Regions from separate parts of the Homo sapiens genome. Here all the other regions are linked to region 3. A link is a contact called in ENCODE Hi-C or POLR2A ChIA-PET data. All regions are on one chromosome and are shown on one strand. The core of a region is the stretch at or near the end of the contact, and the rest is flanking DNA. Distances in the headings are between cores, read along the strand shown.

Evidence for each region. A loop is a pair of places that touch in the nucleus more often than their neighbours do. ChIA-PET counts read pairs that join two places held with the same protein, here RNA polymerase II (POLR2A). Pooled maps may share reads with other maps.
Region 1: a loop to region 3 is called in a map of CD8-positive, alpha-beta T cell, with 4 times the contacts of the local background. The contact joins the promoter of TAF3 here to the promoter of GDI2 in region 3. A Hi-C loop is called at or near these places in 1 of 168 maps with a recorded cell type or tissue (CD8-positive, alpha-beta T cell) and 6 of 50 pooled maps. POLR2A ChIA-PET finds 5 or more read pairs at or near these places in 1 of 52 experiments (OCI-LY7).
Region 2: a pooled map shows a loop between it and region 3 (8-fold over the local background). The contact joins the promoter of KLF6 here to the promoter of GDI2 in region 3. A Hi-C loop is called at or near these places in 1 of 37 single-sample maps with no recorded cell type and 6 of 50 pooled maps. POLR2A ChIA-PET finds 5 or more read pairs at or near these places in 3 of 52 experiments (T-cell, activated CD4-positive, alpha-beta memory T cell and activated CD8-positive, alpha-beta memory T cell).

What each region holds. Positions count from the first base shown.
Region 1 is chr10:7,817,083-7,819,782 of GRCh38, reverse strand. TAF3 (TATA-box binding protein associated factor 3) reads right to left here and starts at 1,278. Exons shown (of 7, transcript NM_031923.4): 1 at 908-1,278. The coding sequence starts at 1,073. It overlaps LOC105376392 (a long non-coding RNA gene), which reads left to right and starts at 1,420. Exons shown (of 3, transcript XR_001747356.1): 1 at 1,420-1,531. RefSeq lists enhancers at 566-1,083, 1,212-1,271, 1,084-1,602.
Region 2 is chr10:3,783,886-3,786,585 of GRCh38, reverse strand. KLF6 (KLF transcription factor 6) reads left to right here and starts at 1,377. Exons shown (of 4, transcript NM_001300.6): 1 at 1,377-1,673. The coding sequence starts at 1,572. RefSeq lists silencers at 468-527, 708-987, 1,238-1,837, a promoter at 639-1,576 and enhancers at 1,443-1,998, 1,999-2,555, 2,556-2,700.
Region 3 is chr10:5,812,002-5,814,728 of GRCh38, reverse strand. It overlaps GDI2 (GDP dissociation inhibitor 2), which reads left to right and starts at 1,295. Exons shown (of 11, transcript NM_001494.4): 1 at 1,295-1,515. The coding sequence starts at 1,471. It overlaps LOC124902367 (a long non-coding RNA gene), which reads left to right and starts at 1,532. Exons shown (of 2, transcript XR_007062041.1): 1 at 1,532-2,414. RefSeq lists enhancers at 525-624, 688-1,280, 1,281-1,873 and silencers at 825-1,004, 1,065-1,334, 1,475-2,014.

The DNA.
Region 1 (2,700 bases), core at 29-2,528, 2.0 Mb before region 3:
ACTTCATTCAGTTCTCCAGCTCACCACCTTAAACATCATGACTTGAAACTAAAATGAGTGGTAGTTTCCTCTCCTCAACAAACACACATACAATGCTTCACATCAACAAGATAATGTGGAGCTTCTATTAAAATATTCCATTCCTTCCATTAAATTATTAAATACCACTAGCTATAGATATTACCAGACATTCATTTAAAACTCATAAGTACTGTAGCCCAGATTACCTGGAGAATCTTGTCAACTGCCCACGGTCCCTCTATCCTACTTCGATAGCCACTGACATCTCACTGGTAACCGAGACGTAAGTGAAAGTACATCTAATCAGCGAAACTGACAAAGTCAGCCTTGGAAAAACAGTAAATGGAGATGTCGTTCACGAAACGAACAGATACAGAAAGACGAGGCAGTGTCCCTAACGGAGCAGAGCTGTCAACGAGTCTATGTAGTTAGGAGCCCAGGAATGGCCAGTCTTGTAAGAAACGGCCGGTAGACGGAGCGCCTGTGACAACTAGTTGTAGTAGTTTGCGGGCAAGGGAGAAAAAGGACCGAGGTAAAAGAGGGTGTAGGGCACGCTGGGGGTGGATCTACCCGCAGCAAACAGGAGACAATGAGAGAGATCCAGACACAATTCAGAGCGGAGGAGCGGTAGGAGGGTGTGGAGCTGGGAGCGAAGACCCGACTCCCGGGCTGGTGGCGGGAAGTTAGCGGATAAGGAAGAGGCACCCGAAGGATGACTAGAGTTTGGAGCGGCAGTGGAAGCCCAGGGACGTGGGAGGCCGAGGAAACAGCAGATCTCGAGGCGGGGTGCGGGATGCACACCCCGGGGACGCGGAGGGACAGGGAGAGCGAAGGTGTCACCCTTGACTTGCCGGGGCAGCCCTCCCGCACCCAGCCCGGTACTCACAGAGCTCAGAGTACCGATGGCAGCCCCGGCCCAGCTGCTGCAGATAGCGCTGCAGCACGTCCGTGAGGAGGTGGCAGGCGCTGAGCTGCACCGAGTCCCAGCCCAGCGCCTGGCAGATCTGCGCCACCGAGACCCTCAACAACGACCTGGAGTAACTCTCGCACATCCCGCTGCGTGGACGCCACCGCAGCCCTTGCTGCCACTGCTCTCCAGCCCCGCCGCCAGACCTTAGCAGGGTCCCCGATTCATCCTCTAGGGCTTCCGCGGCGGGGAAAGGGTCCCCCGGACCCCCGGCGACCACCTCAAAGCCCCAGCAGCACGGAGCGCGCCAGCCTGAGAGCCGCCATTTTGGACTCGCTCCGCCTCCCGCTGGACGGCCGCCGGGGCGAGGCAGCATAAGCCGAATGCCGAGCGCGGCGATGAGAAAGCTCCGCCCCTTGGGAGCGGAACGATTCCTCGGGATCGCCTCTGAGGCCTGGAAGCCGGCCGGAAGCGGGCGTGGGGCGCGCAGGTGGAGGAGGCGCCCAGGGCGGCAGGTGCTGGGGCGCTCACCTGGGGGACAGCGGTGACGAAAACGCCAGTGTTTTAGAGGCAAACGAGGGATCTGGGATACGACATTGACAGGTTAGAGAGTTAGCACTAATAACGTTAGTCATATTAGAGAGTTATGTGCTAGAGAGAAGTTTGGGGCGTGGGAACTTACGGAGCTCGCCAAACGCAGACCTGCGCTGGTGTTGCCTCAGCTAAAAATCTGTGTATTGAGCTGCTTGCCACTGCAAAGATTAAATAAAGTCCAAGCTGTTCCGCATGCCCTTCAAAGCCCTTCGCAATAGGGCAGGAACTAGGAGGACTCTGTGCCAAATTAATGGGGGCCTCAAAAAACTCAGTCATCAAGATCGATAATATTTTAACAGTTTTTTTAAAAAAATCCAAATCCATGCCATAAACTCCTGACTCACTCATGTCATTCTAATCCCAGCCCTGGTTCCAATAAAACTTTTTTTTTTTTTTTTTTTTTAAAAAAAACAGGTAAGCTGCCTGTGGGCTATAGTGTGCGATTTGAGCATCGCGGCTGTGACCTATCGGGGGATGGGGACCTCGGCTGCCTACAGAGGCCAAACCGAGCCTTAAACCGGTGTCGCAGGCCGAGTGTCCTGGGAACGGTTGCCTACCCCAGAGCCTTCTCCCAGCTCCATCCAAGTATTGCCAGAAATCGGATTTAGGGATAAATATCTTGATTTTTAAATACAGAATTGGGAACACATCTCAAAAGCCAAACTGATCCCACGGTTAGTCTAGATTCAGCCTGCAGGTCGCCCGATTGTAGTGGCTGAACTATGCGGTTTCTTAAATATGCCCTTCTGTACTTATCACAGTGTATTTAGTTTATGTGCTCCTCCAATAAATTGCGAGTTTATGAGTGGCTCTATATTCCTCCGACAGGGACTATTCCAGAACTTTGAACATGATATTCACATTTTTCAAAGTCTGGGAAACTCAATAATAGAACTGAAATTATGGTTCTTCAGCTAAATGACGATCTGCAGAGAAGCAAGGTACTAAAGGGCAAGGTGCCTGCATTTACTCCCTGGACACTCTGTCCCCAAGTTATCAGGAACATTGTGTTGCTAAATCTATGAGACATTTTTCAGTCCTAGCCGTACTTGATTATTTTGTAGCTATTTGATAATGTTGAACGCTTCTGTAACATTGAAACTCTCTTGCGCCTTGGATTTCACAAATCTGTCCCGCTACCGCCGCCACCCTGGGTGTTTGTTCCTCTTCATTTGCCT
Region 2 (2,700 bases), core at 128-2,627, 2.0 Mb after region 3:
TTCACTCTGCATAACCTTCACCGCCCACATACCGCAGGTACAAGACAAACCTCCTTTCTCCACTCCAGACTCACTAAGGTCCCCACCTAGTCTTACAGCCACATGCTTCTGCCGGACCCTCTAAAACTTAACATACAAAACCCTCTAATTTTTTTTTACATAGTCCATTCTTTCAAAATGTTTAATGTTCATTAAACTATTTTGAAACAAAAACTATAATACAGTTACAATTCAGTTTTCCATTTTGGATTTTAAAATGCTCTGGTTCGAGTCTCGACATTTTTCTTAAAAATGAACATTACGGTATATTTTAGGAGATAATTTATATGGAAAAAAACACACACACTAAATGTCGGCTTGCACCTAAATTGTTTACACGTTCATGGGAAAACCTAGCTGTTAACCTTGGTGAGGGCTAAGATCGCCCTCTACAAGATAAACACGTTTCTCCCAATTCCAAGGGGAGCCTGCGTGCTCCCCTCCCCCACTCTGGTGGCCCGGAGGACAGAGGGGACCCTAGGACTGGAGGGGGACGGAGACGGGCTCAGGGATGGAGGGGGACAGAGAGGGACCCGGAGGTGGAGGAGGACAGAGAGGGGTACCCCAAGGTTAGAGAACAGAGGATGACTAGGGGGATGTAGGGAAACAGAGCGGCGCAGAAGAGGACAGTTGGGGACGGGGCGGCCCCGGGCATAGAAGGGGACAGTTGGCGACCGGGAAGCCCCCGGCGTAGAAGGGGACAGTTGGGGACGGGGCGGCCTCGGGCATAGAAGGGGACGGGGGGGAACCGGGCGGCCCCGGGACCGGACGGCCGCCCGCAGGGTGAGCTGCCGGAACCGGGGCTCGCGCGGCGACAGGGCCCGGCTTGGTGACCGGGACGGGCGTGGGGTGGCGGGACCGGGCAGCGGGGAAGAGAGACCGGGACTGGGGACAGGCGACGCGGCCCGCCCCGGCTCTCCCAGCCCCGGCTCCCTTAGCTCCGGCCGCGGGCGCAGTGCAGGGCTCGGCCGCGCACCTCACAGCGCGGACTCCTCCGGCGCGCGGCCGCCCGCGCCTTATATACCCTGCTAAAAATAGCCTGCGAGGCCACTTTCCAATCAGAACGAGCAGAGTTCGAATTGAGCCAATGGTGCGGGCCGTGATGGAGAGTCTCGGTCACGCCAGGCGGGGCCGCTGTGTGTCGCCGCCTGCGATTGGCCGGAGCTGACATCATCGGCGCGCAGCCCCCGGGCCGGGAGCCACGGGATTGGGCCGCGCACGGGGCGGGCGCGGGGCGAGTCACGTGGGGGGAGGGGGAGTGGGGGGAGCCAGGCGGGGGCGGAGGGGGAGGCTGGCAGCGGAGCTTTGAATAGGGAAGTTTTGCAGGGGTTACGTTTGCAGTCAGTCCGGTGTTTGCAAATATTGTGTGGGCTCCGCGCGCTGCGGGCTGCGGGAGGGTCCGGCCGGGCGTCTCTGCGAGCCTGGAGTTTGCATGAAACTTTCACCTGCGCTCCGGGGAGACTTTCGGCTCCGGCTCCCACCGCGCGCCTCGCCGCCCTCGCGACCGCGGGCTCCGTCCAACCCGGCCCGACATGGACGTGCTCCCCATGTGCAGCATCTTCCAGGAGCTCCAGATCGTGCACGAGACCGGCTACTTCTCGGCGCTGCCGTCTCTGGAGGAGTACTGGCAACAGGTAAACGCAGCCGGCCGCGGTTCCCTGCGGGCGCCGGGGCGCGGGCCGGGTCGGCTGTTTGGGGTTCAGACCCGGTGCTCTCTGCGGTCCGCTGGGCCTGGGCCCCGCGCTGTCACCGGGGGAGCGGGCGCAGCGCCCCCGCCGATCGATCCTCCAGGCTGCGATCAGCGTCCGCCCAGGGAAGCCCCAACTCCCGGCACAGCCCGGCCGAGCCCCTGGCACGAGTTCGGAGCCTGTCCCCGCTCCAGACGCCACAGCTGGAGCTTGTCATGGGGACCAACTTGCTCTGCCTGCCAAGGTGTTTTTTTTTTGTTTGTTTGTTTTTTGTTGTTTTTTTTTAACGGATTTTGTTTTTGTTTTGTTTCTTGGTGCTTGTACTTAACAGTTTTTTAAAAAAATCACATTTTGCCCCCAGAACGTAGACCAGCTCTCTTTTATTTTTGTCTTTTTTAAACTGTAGACCATTTCCAATGTGTTTTCTGCTCTTTGGAATGCCTAACATTTCCCCTAGATCTGCCTTATTTGTCTTCCCTGCTTCTCTTGTTGACCAAGAAAAATAAAAATAAAACTGTGTACACCCCAGTGACTTGTCAGTCTTGTGACAATGAGCCCGTCCAAACTGCTTCAAGTCTTAGTTTGGAAAGAAGGACCTCGGTTTCCGACATTGTCGTAGAACTGGAATTTGGGGGCATTGGAAATTTAAGAAACTTACCAGGTCCCCGTGCTTATAGGTAGCATCGCCCGAGGGGAGAGAGACTGACACTCCTCCCATTGTCTCTCCAGCGATCGCAGGAGGGTTTACTGTTGTCTCCCTGCCCTGCTGTGCTGTTTGTTTTTCGTCACAAAGTGAATTGCCAGATCAAATAGAGGCTGTGGGTTTCCAAGCCTCGAAAGCTTTAAGGAAGATGAAATGCAGGGTGTTGCAACCTTCACACGCCTGCTTAATTGTTCACAGTCCTCTCCTGCCTTTTCCCCCTCCCCCTCCTGTTTTTTTCCTCCTCAAAGAAGCTGCTCCCTAGGACGTGAT
Region 3 (2,727 bases), core at 46-2,545:
AAGTCAGTTACACTCACTGTTGCATAATCAGTTGTATGGTCAACTGTGCACTAATTCATTTGGTCACAAATATATACAATCAAATTAAGGTTGAATGTAAATTTAAACTTTACTTTTGCTTTCTTCTCCCCTCCCCCCCAGAAAGATCCATGGTCCAATATAACATATCTTCTTCAAGTATTTATGGGGTAAGAAACATTTTAAAAAGTTGTTACATTCTTTCCTCTATCTTAATGATTTAAATATGAGCAAGTTCGGTCTATCAAGGCAGGCTCTGAATAGCTACTATCGAGAAGTATTTGAGGAGTTCTTGAATGCCAAATCTTCATTGTCTGCTGACTCTGCAGATTTATCACGTGCTGAAAGCACAGGTTTTCCAACTGTCAACGTCTTTACGAAATTCACCTGCTTAGGCTTTCGTGGGGTCGGCCTCTTGGAGCTGAGAACACAGCTTCTGCTTACACCTGTGTCCTCAATGAAGCCAGAGATTCCTAAGAGAATTCTAGAAAAAGAGGAGCGGGGTAGAAGGCAAGCAAGGAACAGTTTCTAAGCTTAGGGCCTAAACCTTTGCATACAAGGATCAGCTACCACGTTTACAGCGGCTTTAAGTTACAGCCCTCGGTAGGTGCAGATCGGCTTCCCAATGAAACCTGGCTTTCACTTTCATCTCTGTTAAGGGTTACCTTTTCAAAAGAAGCCGCTTTTCCTCCTACCAATTTCCTAAAGCGCCCACCGGCAACGCACTAAACAAGGAGGGCACAGAGCGGGAAAAAGGACACGTGTGATTTCCGAACTCTTCCCGGCGGGCTCCGGGCCCCGGCAAGCCCAGCCCCGCGGGAGGAACCAAGGCCGCCACCCCCGAGAGGCAGCCCGGCCCGCGCTCCTCGCCCACGTGGCCGCCGCACGCGCCCGCTCAAAGTCCAAGGGCGGCGATCCGGCTCTGGGACCTTGGACCGAGCGAGCTCCCGCCCCGACGGCGGGAGTCAGAACGGTGGTGGCCAGCAGTCCCCGCCCGCGGCTCCGTGCACCTCCACCCCGGCCCGCGCGCCGCCTCCCGAACCACCGTGGCAGAGGCCGCAAGGGGAACCGGAAGCCAAAATGGCGACGCCCCGCCCTTTTCCTCTCGCGAGAGGCGGGGAAGGAAAAAAAGTTGTGCGAGCGACGGGGACGTAACCAATTAGAGTGCCGGGAGCGCCTGATTGGCGGCCCTCCCGGCGCCTGCAGGCCCCGCCCCGGCTGCGGAGGCTCAGTCACAGCCCTCCCCTCCTCGCTCCCTCCCCTCCTCTCCCCGCCCAGTTCTTCTCTTCCCGTCTGAGGTGGCGGTCGGTCTCGCCTTGTCGCCAGCTCCATTTTCCTCTCTTTCTCTTCCCCTTTCCTTCGCGCCCAAGAGCGCCTCCCAGCCTCGTAGGGTGGTCACGGAGCCCCTGCGCCTTTTCCTTGCTCGGGTCCTGCGTCCGCGCCTGCCCCGCCATGAATGAGGAGTACGACGTGATCGTGCTGGGCACCGGCCTGACGGTGGGCGCCAGGGCTGAGGGGCCGGGGCTGAGCAGCCGGGGCGGGCGCACCCCCGGCTCCTGCACGGCCCGCGGGTCGCAGCTCCTCGGGGGTCTCGTTCTGCCGTCAGCCGTAGTTTTCGGGACGGGAGTCGTGGCTAGGGGCGCGGGCGGGTTCAGGGGCGCCCCGCGTCCCGGGGCGAGCGGGCGGCTCCCAGTGTGAGGGGCAGGCGGGGAAATGGAGATGCGGGCCGTGAGGCTCGGGGCGGGGTGACGGCCGAGCCCGGCCTCTGCGCTTGCCCCCAGCGGAAGCGGAGGGGAGGGGAGAAGGCCGCCCGGGCCAAGGGTCCCGCTCCCCGGTTTGGGCCGGTGACCTCGCCCGGTTGGAAACCAGCACCCGAGGCGGAGGGGACGGTGCAGGCCTCGCGGTTGCATTTCCTATTCCGCCTCGGCCGCTGCCCCGGGTCAGTCTGGCTGCCAAAGCCGAGTACGGGGTTTCCTGACAAGTCTTGGATAATCACTGCTTCGGAACTGCTAGGGCTTGATTAACTTATATTTTTGGCGAAAACGTGGAAATTAGTCTTTTAATCCTTTCTCCCCCCTGCTAATGAGAAGTATTATTGAATCCTTTTAGCCACCCTCCCTTCTCACTTACTGAGCATCTGTAGAATTGGAATTGAGTTTTTTCAAAACTTGTCCGTCAAATGCTTTCGCACCTGACCTTCGCCGCCTTTTCCTTTTGTTTGGTGGGTTCTCTGCCTCCTTTGTCTCTTCTGGACTGTTTTCCCCTAAGAATTGGGTTGGTGATGGATTGCTAAAAGCCAAGTTCTCTGTACTCCGAAGCTTTCTTCAGGGAGTTGGAAGATAATAACATGAAGAATGCATTGTAATATATGAATGCAAGGTGTACCTAATATCATGGTATATTGATTTTCCTGGTTATCTGTTTCTAAGGGAACTTTAGGTAATCTGTAGATAACGCAGGCAGGTTCTGTAGTTTGTACTTTTTCTGTTCTTTTTTTTTTTTTTTTAAATGTTCATCTTGCAAAAGAATTCACTTTGGAGAAAACCATTTTAACTATCAATTTTTGGGGAAATTTGAAATTCTAACTTTGGGCTGCTTGATCATAATTAAGATGAATACTGATGTAAATCTTGTGTATCCTATGTACTCTGACTTCAAATTCCTGAGTCATTTAATGTAGACTTCCACTTCAAATTTTTTGAAATTTAT